Regions from separate parts of the Homo sapiens genome. Here all the other regions are linked to region 3. A link is a loop called in an ENCODE intact Hi-C map of the cell type or tissue named here. Cell type or tissue: chondrocyte. All regions are shown on one strand. Links, peaks and the distances in the headings refer to the core of each region. The heading gives the core; the rest is flanking DNA.

Region 1 (4,050 bases), core at 626-3,125, 1.0 Mb after region 3:
GCTACACTCCTGCCTGGGTGACAAAGCAAGACCCTGTCTCTAAAAATAAAATAAAATAACTATTATATCTATGTTAAATTCCCTGATTATGTAATAGAATGTCTGTGTTCTTGGGAAAGTATTTAAGGGTAAAAGGAATAGTGTCTGCAACTTACTCTCAAAAGGTTCAACAAAAGAAAATAAGTATAAACAGGTATGTACACACTCAGAGAGAATATTAAAATGTAGCAAAGTTTAACATTTGGTGAACCTGAGTGAAGGAGTTCTATGCGCCAGACTTGCAGTTTTTCAGTAAATTAACATTATTTCAAAGTAAAAAGTAAAAAAGAAAAACAGAGCCAAAGCGCCATGCCCAGAGCCTGGCGTCCTCTGCCCCCACACCATGGCGAAGTAGAAAGAGCCCTGACTTAGACACAGGTTCAAATCCAGGCTCCCAACTGTAAGATATTTCATCCCCAGGCTTCTGTCTCCTCACCCTAAAAGGAAGATAATAATACAGTGTCTCTCTCTTAGGGATGTTAAGGAGACTTAAATGAGGTAGTCTATGTAAAAACCCTGGCACCTGCCAAAAAATTATTCACATACTCTCCAAGTATATGCTGCCAATTGCCCAGAAGTGATAAATACCAACAGAATTCTTACTCTCACGTAGCTTATCTTCTAGTCAGAAGATGGAAAATAAATGACTAAATAAGCAGGCAGGCATAATTCCAAACAGTATAAATTCTGTGAGGGGAATGGAGTGTGGCGGTAGAGATGGGGAGAGATGGGGGTGGGGGGCGGCCCTGCCCTATACAGGGTGGTCAGGGAAAGCCTTCCAAGGAAATAACATTTAAGCTGACCCTGAAGAACAAGAAGGAGGGAGAGGCTGACAATGTAGGTGGTGGAACAGCAGGAACAAAGGCCCCGGGGTGGGCAAGGGCTCGGTGTATGCAAGGAACTGTCCGTCCCTTCTCTCCTTTGCTAGACCACCTCATAATTCCGTGTGTGTTCCTTGACGGAAGGGGCAGCAGAGCACCCAGCACTGGATACTCAGTGTCAGATGAGTGAACAAGCAAATGGCTGATGTCTGGTTTCAATGTTTGCCTACGAGGAGATGTACTCCGCTCCCAGCTCTTAGCCTCACCATGCAGTGGAAGGGAAGGAGGCTTCTGAACTGGCAGCTCTACATTCTTCCCCTCTCTGTGCAACTTGTTTAGATCACAGAACTGGAAGGGACCCCAAAAATCCCATTCTCCCACCCCTCCGATTAGAGAGGAAGAAACAGAGGCCCAGACTCAACAGACTTGCCAAAACCCATGGACCTGGTTGGGGGCCCACATCTAGCACTTTCCCCAGCCTCACAGCCTGCCTTGTTTATTTGTTCAGCAGTTTTTGTTTCGCCATGGCACAGCTTGTTCCGACTCTGGAACATTTATGAGATGAGCCAATTTTTAAAAATCATAGAAAATAAATGGTTTGCTCTTGGAGCTGAAGGGCGGGGCAGCCAGGGTGGGAGACAGGTTCCAGGCCAGTTCTGGGGCAGAATTTTGGCTTATCCTTTGCTGTGTTTTTTTATTCTCCTGCCTTGGGAACCAAAAGGATTTCAGTGGGATTTCCTGCCTCGATTTCTCCAGTACTATGATATGGAAAGACTAGAACATTCAACCATACACTTTCTGATTCTCACCTCCACCATCATTAGTTCCATTCCAAACTCTGGCTCCTACCCATTGAGTTCAAGCTACAGCCTGATTCAACTGATCAACCTGGGGATGGTGGTGTCAGGACTAGCACCTGGACCATTCTGCCTCCTCTGCCTGCAACATCCTCTCTATCTGCTTGTGAACTCTTCTCCTTCAAAACCCAGCGGTTACGTCACCACTTCTAAAACCTTGAACTGATTCCCCACGTAGTCGGCCAGCTACTTTTTAAATTTAAAAAAGCCCAACCAGAATAAACAGGATAGCTAAAATGCTGAATTTCTTTGCTTTTTTTTGACTGGATATTAACTCAGTGTACTAATGTTAGCTATTATCTTGTGTTATTTGATCATAATTTATTTGCAGATATGTAAATATGTGATTACCAAAAACTTGTAAATGAATACTTGCTAAATTCAATTTTTTTGGCCAACAAAAATAATTTATTTAAACGTTAATTATGTCCAGGATGGTAGAGGGAGTGGGATAAGGATGACACAAGGACTCCTGGTGGTAAAAAGGTGACTCTAAGGTCCTATCTAGCCTTTTGATACAACATGGCTGGCTCATTTCCCCAAAAGGCCTGGTACATAGTAGGTGCTCAAAAAGTATGCATTATATGTATAAGTCCGTGAGGACGATTACACTCTCTGACCCTGGGGTCAATGAAGCTTCTGTCAACCCCAGTTGAATGTCCCATGAGGGGCCAGGCTAAGAATCCATTCAAGAGCTGTCCTAGGCCAGATACAGTGGCTCACACCTGTAATCCCAGCACTTTGGGAGGCCAAGGCAAGCAGATCACCTGAGGTCAGGAGTTTAAGACCAGTCTGGCCAACATGGTGAAACCCTGTCTCTACTAAAAATACAAAAATTAGCCAGGCATGGTGGCGGGCGCCTGTAATCCCAGCTACTCGGGAGGCTGAGGCATGAGAATCCCTTGAACCAGGAGGTGGAGATTGCAGTGAGCCAAAATCACTCCACTGCACTCAATCCTGGGCAACAGAGCGAGACTCTTTCTCAAAAAAAAAAAAAGGAGCTGTCCTAGCTTCAGGCTTTTTCTCCCTAACTGGGCGACATGCCCATTCTTAGCATTCTTAGTACTAAGATTGGTGAGATCCTGGGGATGGATAGGGCAGTGTGTTCTGAAGCCCTTTCAAGGAGCAGGGGCAGCAGCCTGGGTTCTGATGCCCATTCCAACTCCCTCTGCCCCTTTGCTCAAGGCAGTTCCCCAAGCAGCAGTCTGGCCAGCTGTGGGAGGTGCTGTTCACCACTTCCAAGATTAGCTCAGACCTTAAAAATCACAGCCCAGCTCCTGCCCTTCTCGTGCCAAGGAAAACAGTAGATGTCAGAAGCCTCCTTAGGTATCTGGAAGGGAACAGCTCCTTCTGCTCCCTCCCTTCCTTGTATGAGGTCATTGAATCAGGATGACAAAGCAAACAGTGACATGTGTTGGGACTTGTTCCCAGACTGATTCCAGGATTTCTCCAGCCCCTCCCACCTCCCCACCCTCAGAATGGCAGACCCAGGTGTGGACAACAAACTGAATAGAACTTGGTCCTTGGGATCCTGGGAAATAGGGGCTAGTTGTGAGGCACTTCCTGGGGTGGTGAAGAGGAAGCCCTGGATAGACCTTGGTAAAAGAGGAAATTGGGATATCAGCCCCACGGGCTATTTGCACGGTGTGTTCCGGGCTTCAGCATGTTTCTACATATTTTAATGTGAGTTTAGGAGGGTAGGAGTTCTTTTTCAACTTCACAGATGAGGAAACAGCCTCATTTAAGGTCAGCAGTTTAATCAGGGTTACATGACTTAAGTGTGACAGAGCCAGACTTGAAGTGAGGTTTGTGACTAATGAGTTTTGTTACATTTTCCCACCTCACCACAGTTCCTTGAACTTGTCATTGGTATATCTGTTTCAGGCTTTCTGCCTTGTGGCATACCACCATACTATTATTTACATAATATTTTTCTTAAATAAACACAATTTAAAAGTTAACCTCATTCTGCCCATTATTCTAAGTTAAGTAACTCAGGAATGGAAAACGAAACATTGTATGTTCTCACTTATAAGTAGGAGCTAAGCCATGAGGACGCAAAGGCATGATTTATATAGTGGACTTTGGGGACTCGGCTGGGGAAGGTTGGGAGGATGGTGAAGGATAAAAGACTAAGTATTGGGTACAGTGTACACTGCTCAGGTGATGGGTACACTAAAATCTCTTTAGAAATCACCACTAAAGAACTTACCCATGTGACGGGTGTGGTGGCTCACACCTGTAATCCCAGCACTTTGGGAGGCTAAGGTGGGTGGTTCTCAAGCCCAGGAGTTCAAGGCCAGCTTGGGCAATATATTGAGACCCCATCTCTC
Region 2 (4,050 bases), core at 626-3,125, 190 kb after region 3:
GCAAGAATATCATAGGGAGGAACCACACATTGGATAGGGCAACGACTTGCTGGTGCAGGCAGTTCTCTCTGCCAGGAACATTCTCTCCCCTTTCCTTACCTGACGAATTCTAATTCTTGACGCTCCTTTTCAGAAGACAGGGTTAACAGCCTCTATGTTTATTTTCCCCTAAGCTTTGTACACATCTATAAATATTAGTCATGTGTCTGTCTTTAGGAAGACATGCTGCCAAAGACACTTTGGTGATGTCATCGGAGCACTGTTCTCCTATTTTCCAAGCACTCAGCACTGGAATATTTGCTGGATTAAATTGAACAGGGGGTTGAACGGGGATTCTGTTCTGCCCTTACATTCTTATGAGTTTTCTAACACGTTTCCATATAGTTACTTCCCCCTGGATTATCTAGCCCCTATAATCAAATAGTCTTCACATCTCTAGCAAGAAGAGTCTAAATAGCGGATAATCCATTTCTGGGCTAAGTGTGTCAGGGGAGTCATCCACCTGTGGGGTAACATTGTCTCAATCCTTTGTAAATTACTTTGGTGAAAGAGGTGAAGCCAAATATTATCCAATTATCTTGTCCATAATACGAGCATGGGAAGTAAAGAGCCCAGAAAGCTATTGCATACATTGGGCCATCCCACAGCCAAGTTCATCACACTCACAAAAGCACCCTGAACCATCTCCTAGCAATAGAGGAACTGATTTATAGCTCATGTGTGTAGACCTAGATATAAAGAAGGCAGGGAGTGCTTGTGGCACAGAACCCTGTCTACCTAAATTCGACAGGATTTACAAATAACCAAAACAGATAAAGTGAAGTCTGCTCAGCTCTGCTCTGCCTATGTGGAGATTAAGCTATGATGTCCCCCTCATCCAAATCTTGGTGGCTTCAAGTTGTTAGCTTCTAAATATATATTACAAAGGGCTATGTACCAGGAAAGTAAATGAAAATGGGACCAGTTAAATTCCTCCCAGGCAAAATTATCAGCCAGAAGATTCCAGGGGAAGAATTCAATTTAAATATGTATCGCTTGCATACTTTAAGAACAAGCAGGGAGATGTGTACGCACTGGCGAGAATTTTAAAAAGATAAGATCAGACCCTTCAAGGAATATAATCAGACTTTAAAAAATCATTCCGCCTGTAATCCCAGCACTTTGGGAGGCCAAGGCGGGCAGATCACGAAGTCAGGAAATCGAGACCATCCTGGCCAACATGGTGAAACCCTGTCTCTATTAAAAATACAAAAATTAGCTGGGTGTGGTGGCGGGGGCCTGTAGTCCCAGCTACTCGGGAGGCTGAGGCAGGAGAATCGCTTGAACCAGGGAGGCGGAGGTTGCAATGAGCTGAGATGGCGCCACTCTGCACTCCAGCCTGGCAACAGAGTGAGACTCCATCTCAAAAAAAAAAAAAAAAAAAAAGAGAAAGAAATCATTCCGAGCAGGTTGATGGAAAGTAAATTAAGGAAAGTGCTGAGTCCCAAAATGGCTGTGTCTGCACAGCCTGCACAAGATAACTTCATCTCCTCCTGCGGCAATAGCAGCGGTTCCTACAGCAACCCCGCAATTCAATATCTGTGCGCAGCTGTGCCTGCGCCCCAGGTGCCTGGATCGATGCCTCTCGCGGGGGTGATCTGCTGGGAAAGGCAGGCGCCGCACAACCGGGTTTCTTTTTCTTTTTTCTTGAATCACTTTTCTTTATTCTCTCTAATCTCATGCCAGATTATTGAATCACTTTTTAATGACTTGCCCTAAGAGGTGATCTTTTTCCCCGCTTTACTTTCTTCCTCCTTTGGTCAAACACAATTTCTTTTTGACACCTCCCCGCCCCCGGCCCCCAAGCCCCGAACCTCGTTCCACCCCCAACTCTAAGGCTTTCGTCACTGTCGGAAGCGGAGCTGGGCGGCAGTCTCGGGAGGCAGCGCCCCCTGGTGAATTTAGCGGGCTCCTGCAGCCGGGGCTCCTCCCGAGGCCCGCGCCACCTGCAGGGGGAGCGGGAAGCGTGCAGGGGCCGCCCCAAACCAAACATCCCGGCCGCCGCCGCGTACTCACTCGCCAGGGTGGTAACGGTGCCGATGTTCTCATCTCCGCCGACGCTGTAACGTGGGTCCAAGAAAGAAAATGAAGGGTTAAAATCCCAGCCACGCCGAGACCCTTCAGACACTAGCCAGAAACGCCCGTCTCCCGAGAAACAGCCCGGGGGCCTGGAGCTTGCACTTTCCCCATCACTTCAGTAGAAAAACGGAAAAAGCAAACCAGAATACGACTCCCCTCCCCATAGGCCAGCACATCCAAACAAAACGCCAGCTTTAAACCAGCGGCTGATTTTCGCTGATGTTGGGGAAGGGGAGGTAGGTTGGTTCCTTGCACCCCTGCTTTCAAAGGGGAAGTAGTCCCTCGTCTGCCAGCCCCTTTCCAACTAGCCACTGCAGCGTGCATTAATATTATTGGCCCTATTTTTTTCTCTCTTCTCTTCCTGCTTGGCTTGGAAAAGCCGTTTTTAAAAGGTGTCTTCTAGAGAGTCAGCCATCTTCCAAGCCAATAATAAAATTCCAAGGTGATCAAAGTTAGAAGGGTTTCTAGGCATGCAAATATGCAGCATTCCAGAGTGGATTGGATTCCCTGCTTTTCCACACCCCCCCACCCCATTCTGTGCCAAGGGTGTCTAGGAGCATCTAAAAGGTTCCCCAAATGTTTGGGTTTAACTGTGTTGCAACGTGAGGAAGGATGCCAGAGACTCGGCACTCAGGTTAAAGCAGGTGTCAGATAGAGATGCCAGATTCCAGGTGAGGAAACACCAAACCTGCCCGGGCTTGCAGCAGAGGTTTGATCACATACAGAGCAGAAATAAGCCTGCCCAAAGTGATACAGGATAAGGGAATGCACTGGTGGGGGCCAGGAAGCATCTGCTCTGCTTCCTGATCTTTTATCTTCTGGCTCTGTGATCTTGGTCAGGTTACTTGCCCTCTCTGAGCCTTGTTTCCTCATCTGCAAAATAAAGGCCCTATAATAACAATGCCAACTACCAGATACTTAGTGTCAAGCACTGTGCTGGACACCTAAATTCTTTCTAGCCCTCAGACAGTGCTCAGGTAGTAGCATTATTTCTGCATCAGAGATGAGGAGAGAAGCTCAGAGAGGTTAGGGAACTTGCCCAAGGTTACATCCAACTGGGCAGCTAGGGCTCAGCTACAACTCTGGTTCCAAAGGCAATGATCTGTGCATCACTCAGGCCACTGCCTCCTTCTGAGATTATATCACAGAGGGAGAAATGGAAGCCAGAGAAGCATTTCCAGCCCAAACATTTATGTAGTTTCTCTCCTGGATTCCTGGCTCAAGGCTCAGCTACTGTTTTGGGCAATGTAGTGGTTTGAGGAGGCTGGTGAATACCTTTTTCAAATTAAACCTAGAAGTTGGTCATAGAAAAGAACAAAATGGCCCACCCTTCTGCTTAAGGCGTTGTTTTCTAGAACACTCAGGGGGCTTCCCTTGCTCTGCAATGAAGGGGCCTTTGGGGCCTTGCCACACCCTCACTCACCTCCAGGACAGGCCTCGGTACTGAGTCAAGACGTCCAAGACGTTCCCAGGTGTGGACCCGGCCCCATTGCCTGCCTGAGAGGGAACAATGAGGGGGTGAGTTTCTCTGCTTTCCCCAGTGGCCCACCTCTGCCTACCTGCCAAAAGGTCTATGTTCTTATGCTGGCCAGGACCACCTGGGCACTCTCTGGGATCTAGGGTCTAGATGGCACCATGTCTCCATATGTATCCTGCCTTTTCAGAGATGAGTGAGAGTGCCCACTGGGAATGCCTGGTGCTACTCCCAGCTCTGCTTCATTCTAAGAAACCCTGCCTAGGCCAAGACCAAGTAAAACTCGTCCAGCAAAAGTGCTCTTGAAATTAGACTGTACCTTTTCAAAAGGATACATTTCAGGGTCCTGTTTTTCTCATTTTTTTAAAGTTGTGAAGTATATCATAAAAGGAAATACATCATTATCCTTTTATACCAATATATCTCACCTATGCAGTTTAAAATGTAGTAATAAAATG
Region 3 (2,944 bases), core at 349-2,848:
ATATGCACCGTCCAAATAATAAAATCAATATTTCTGTTTTACATTAAATGGCATGTTTGTATTAAAATGACCTAAAGGACTCTTTGAAAATATCATATCAAGGTCAGGCGCGGTGGCACATGCCTGTAATCCCAGCACTTTGGGAGGCCGAGGCGGGTGGATCACTTGAGGATGGAAAGTTCGAGACCAGCCAGGCCAACATGGTGAAACTACTAAAAATACAAAATTAGCCGGGGCGTGGTGGCATGCTGTAGTCCCAGCTACTTGGGAAGCTGAGGCAGAATAATCGCTTGGACCTGCAGGGGCAGAGGTTGCAGTGAGCCAACATCACCCCACCGCACTCCAGCCTGGGTGACAAGCGCAAAACTCCGTCTCAAAAAAACAAAAAACAAAAAAAACTTATCAATAATACGCCCACCTAAAAAAGAAAAACAAAAAGCAACTCATAAAATGTAGTCACCAGAAGTGTGTATAGCTGATCTGCGATTTAATACAGTAAAAAAGAAAAAACAATCAGGAATATGTTGTGGGGCTACAATCAGCATTTTAAAATGAGATCAGGTCCTGCTGAATGTTTTCCCCTAATGCAGAGAAATTCTTGCCAAATTTTTACTTACACGTTCATTTGACACTAAAAACACTAACCATAGTTATTCTTGCTAGGCAGCTTTACAAAATATCACTAACTAGCATCTAATATCACTGAAAATCCAGGTGGACAAAATTTTCTTTGAAGATTAAAAATAATTATTTACTAGAAAATTCAAGTCTGCTCTGGACAAGTCTTTCAACAGGTCTGGATCTGGGAAGGAGCTGAAAAACCTAGAATATTTAAGAATCCCTTGGGGGCACTGTCAAACTAAATATGCTTCTGTAGGATGAAGAAGTACTGATAGAATGTGTGCTGAACATAGGACAGAGAGGAGGCTGAAAAAGCCTGAAAGACACTTGTTTAGACTGGGAGCTCCTTGAGTGAAGAGACTGTGTCTTATCTTAGGATTGCTGGTGCCTGGCAAGGAGGAGGTCAACTTGTTAACGCTTGCTAAATTAAGAGAGAAACGTATCTGGACTACAATTCTTACCCGCCCCCCCCCCGCCCCCCCAAAAAAGGAAAACAGATTGTACAAACCAAATATTTAATTTGAATTCACAAAAACAAATGGAATCACTTATTTTTCCCCCAGTGTCTTTTCTAGTAACCTTGCACAACCCACTCGTGAAGTTTAAGTACCTGTAATCATATAAAGGTGCGTCTAATTTAAAAGGATACAAACATTTTAAAACATAAATCTGTTTTATGCCTACAAAATATATGGAAAATGAAATAAAATATAAATAAATTGAGATACAAACATATTTTTAAAATATTTAAATTTACAAGCAAAGTTTAAAATATATAAAAATATGCCGGGCGCGATGGCTCACGCCTGTAATCCCAGCCCTTTGGGAGGCTGAAGCGGGTGGATCACGAGGTCAGGAGTTCAAGACCAGCCAGGCCAAGATGGTGAAACCTCCGTCTCTACAAAAATACAAAAAAAATTAGCCGGGCATGATGGCGGGGTGCCTGTAATCCCAGCTACTCAGGAGGCTGAGGCGGAAGAATCGCTCGAACCCGGGAGGCGGAGGTTGCAGTGAGCTGAGACCGTGCCATTGCACTCCAGCCTGGGCGACAGAGTGAGACTCCGTCTCAAAAAATAAAAATAAAAAAAAAATAAAAAGGAGTAGGCCTCTACTTCCCAAATGTAAACAAGACATACACATTTTTAAATTAACTGTATTTCCCTCATAAAACAGTTACAAAATACAATTATTTTCAAAGCAAATTTCTCAAAGACCCAGCAAGATGTTCACATCTGAAACAAAGTCTTAGGTAGTGAACACTGACTGCAGGCACCAGGGGGCCTCCCAGGAATAACTTGATAGTAAAGGAAAAGGTAAATAAGAGTTCCTGGTAAAACTTTTGCTTCCTATTCAGTCTTAAGACTGCTGGATGGCTTTCACATCTGGAGCAAATACACAGTATTTAGTTACAGAACAGGTACTCACAGAACTTGGGTTTGAGATACCGACACATACTTTGAGAAAAAGGAATTACCCCTCCCCCATTACAATATTCTTTGATGATTTTCCAAATATAAGTACATACTGCTTCACTCTAGCAATTATCTTAAGGTAATTTGAAAGCAAACAGTACATATGCAATCGCTGGACGGCGGCTAACAAAGAGGCCTCTAAATTGTTTAAAAAGGATTAAAGGCTTTTCTACACACTCACAAAACAATTATTGATGACGAAAACTTTAGGGTAGAGGGACTGTTTGGCAGAAGACTGCATTTAACTTTGAATAATATCCTGCAATGAATCAATACATTTAACTCCCGGCTAGTCCACCTCTTCGTTTTCCCCCCTTGCCTTCCCACCAACATAAAACTATTCAATAAGAACACTTGAGCCCGGAAAGTTCAAATGCTGCGTAGACCTACAAATACCTTTCGAATACAAGACAGGCTTTAAAAATAGATTTTCACTAAGTTTGTGCAGAAATTAAGCTCTGCTCAAATCAAATGCAAAAGCCAATCCCTTCAGCAAACCCATCTACATACATCACATTTCTTAGGTGCATCTTCAACCTGATCAAATATCTTGTCTTACAATTTTTTTAGGCCAAGTAACAAACGGTAGATTAATTCCCGCTAATTTTATCCTCTCTTTAAGAAGAATCCATTCTATATAGCATTGTGTAAAAATGCAGAGCAGACGAAGCAGTCCTGTTAAGGACAGGTTTATATATATATACGTAAAATTCACTCCCGGAACGACAATCGGAGGCAGCCAAGGGCAATGCACAAAGAGAACAGAGAAGAACAGTGATTCCACGGACGCACAAAGCCCAGTGGCAGGCATCCTCTCCCCATCCTCGGGTCACCGGAGGCGAGCACCACGG

The links. Peaks named below come from ENCODE experiments on the same cell type or tissue, not always from the same donor. Only the 100,000 strongest peaks of a DNase experiment are listed, where the experiment ranks them.
Region 1: it touches region 3 in a loop (4-fold over the local background); 4 of 110 quality-filtered maps call a loop at or near these places.
Region 2: it touches region 3 in a loop (7-fold over the local background); 58 of 110 quality-filtered maps call a loop at or near these places.

Annotation. Positions count from the first base shown.
Region 1 is chr2:27,705,414-27,709,463 of GRCh38, reverse strand. LINC01460 (long intergenic non-protein coding RNA 1460) reads left to right here. Exons shown (of 2, transcript NR_135200.1): 2 at 968-3,678. Among named protein-coding and RNA genes, the nearest start is that of LINC01460, 8.3 kb to the left of the region's middle. In chondrocyte, for the core only: no CTCF peak of the experiment used is centred there; no DNase peak of the experiment used is centred there.
Region 2 is chr2:28,564,845-28,568,894 of GRCh38, reverse strand. It overlaps PLB1 (phospholipase B1), which reads right to left. Exons shown (of 58, transcript NM_153021.5): 19 at 3,542-3,615; 20 at 2,056-2,099. Among named protein-coding and RNA genes, the nearest start is that of PLB1, 71 kb to the right of the region's middle. RefSeq lists silencers at 1,920-1,979, 2,020-2,079. In chondrocyte, for the core only: CTCF peaks have their summits at 1,969 and 2,195; no DNase peak of the experiment used is centred there.
Region 3 is chr2:28,752,497-28,755,440 of GRCh38, reverse strand. The region is part of intron 1 of PPP1CB (protein phosphatase 1 catalytic subunit beta); the gene reads right to left. Among named protein-coding and RNA genes, the nearest start is that of PPP1CB, 2.1 kb to the right of the region's middle. RefSeq lists a silencer at 54-267. In chondrocyte, for the core only: CTCF peaks have their summits at 833, 1,650 and 1,889; no DNase peak of the experiment used is centred there.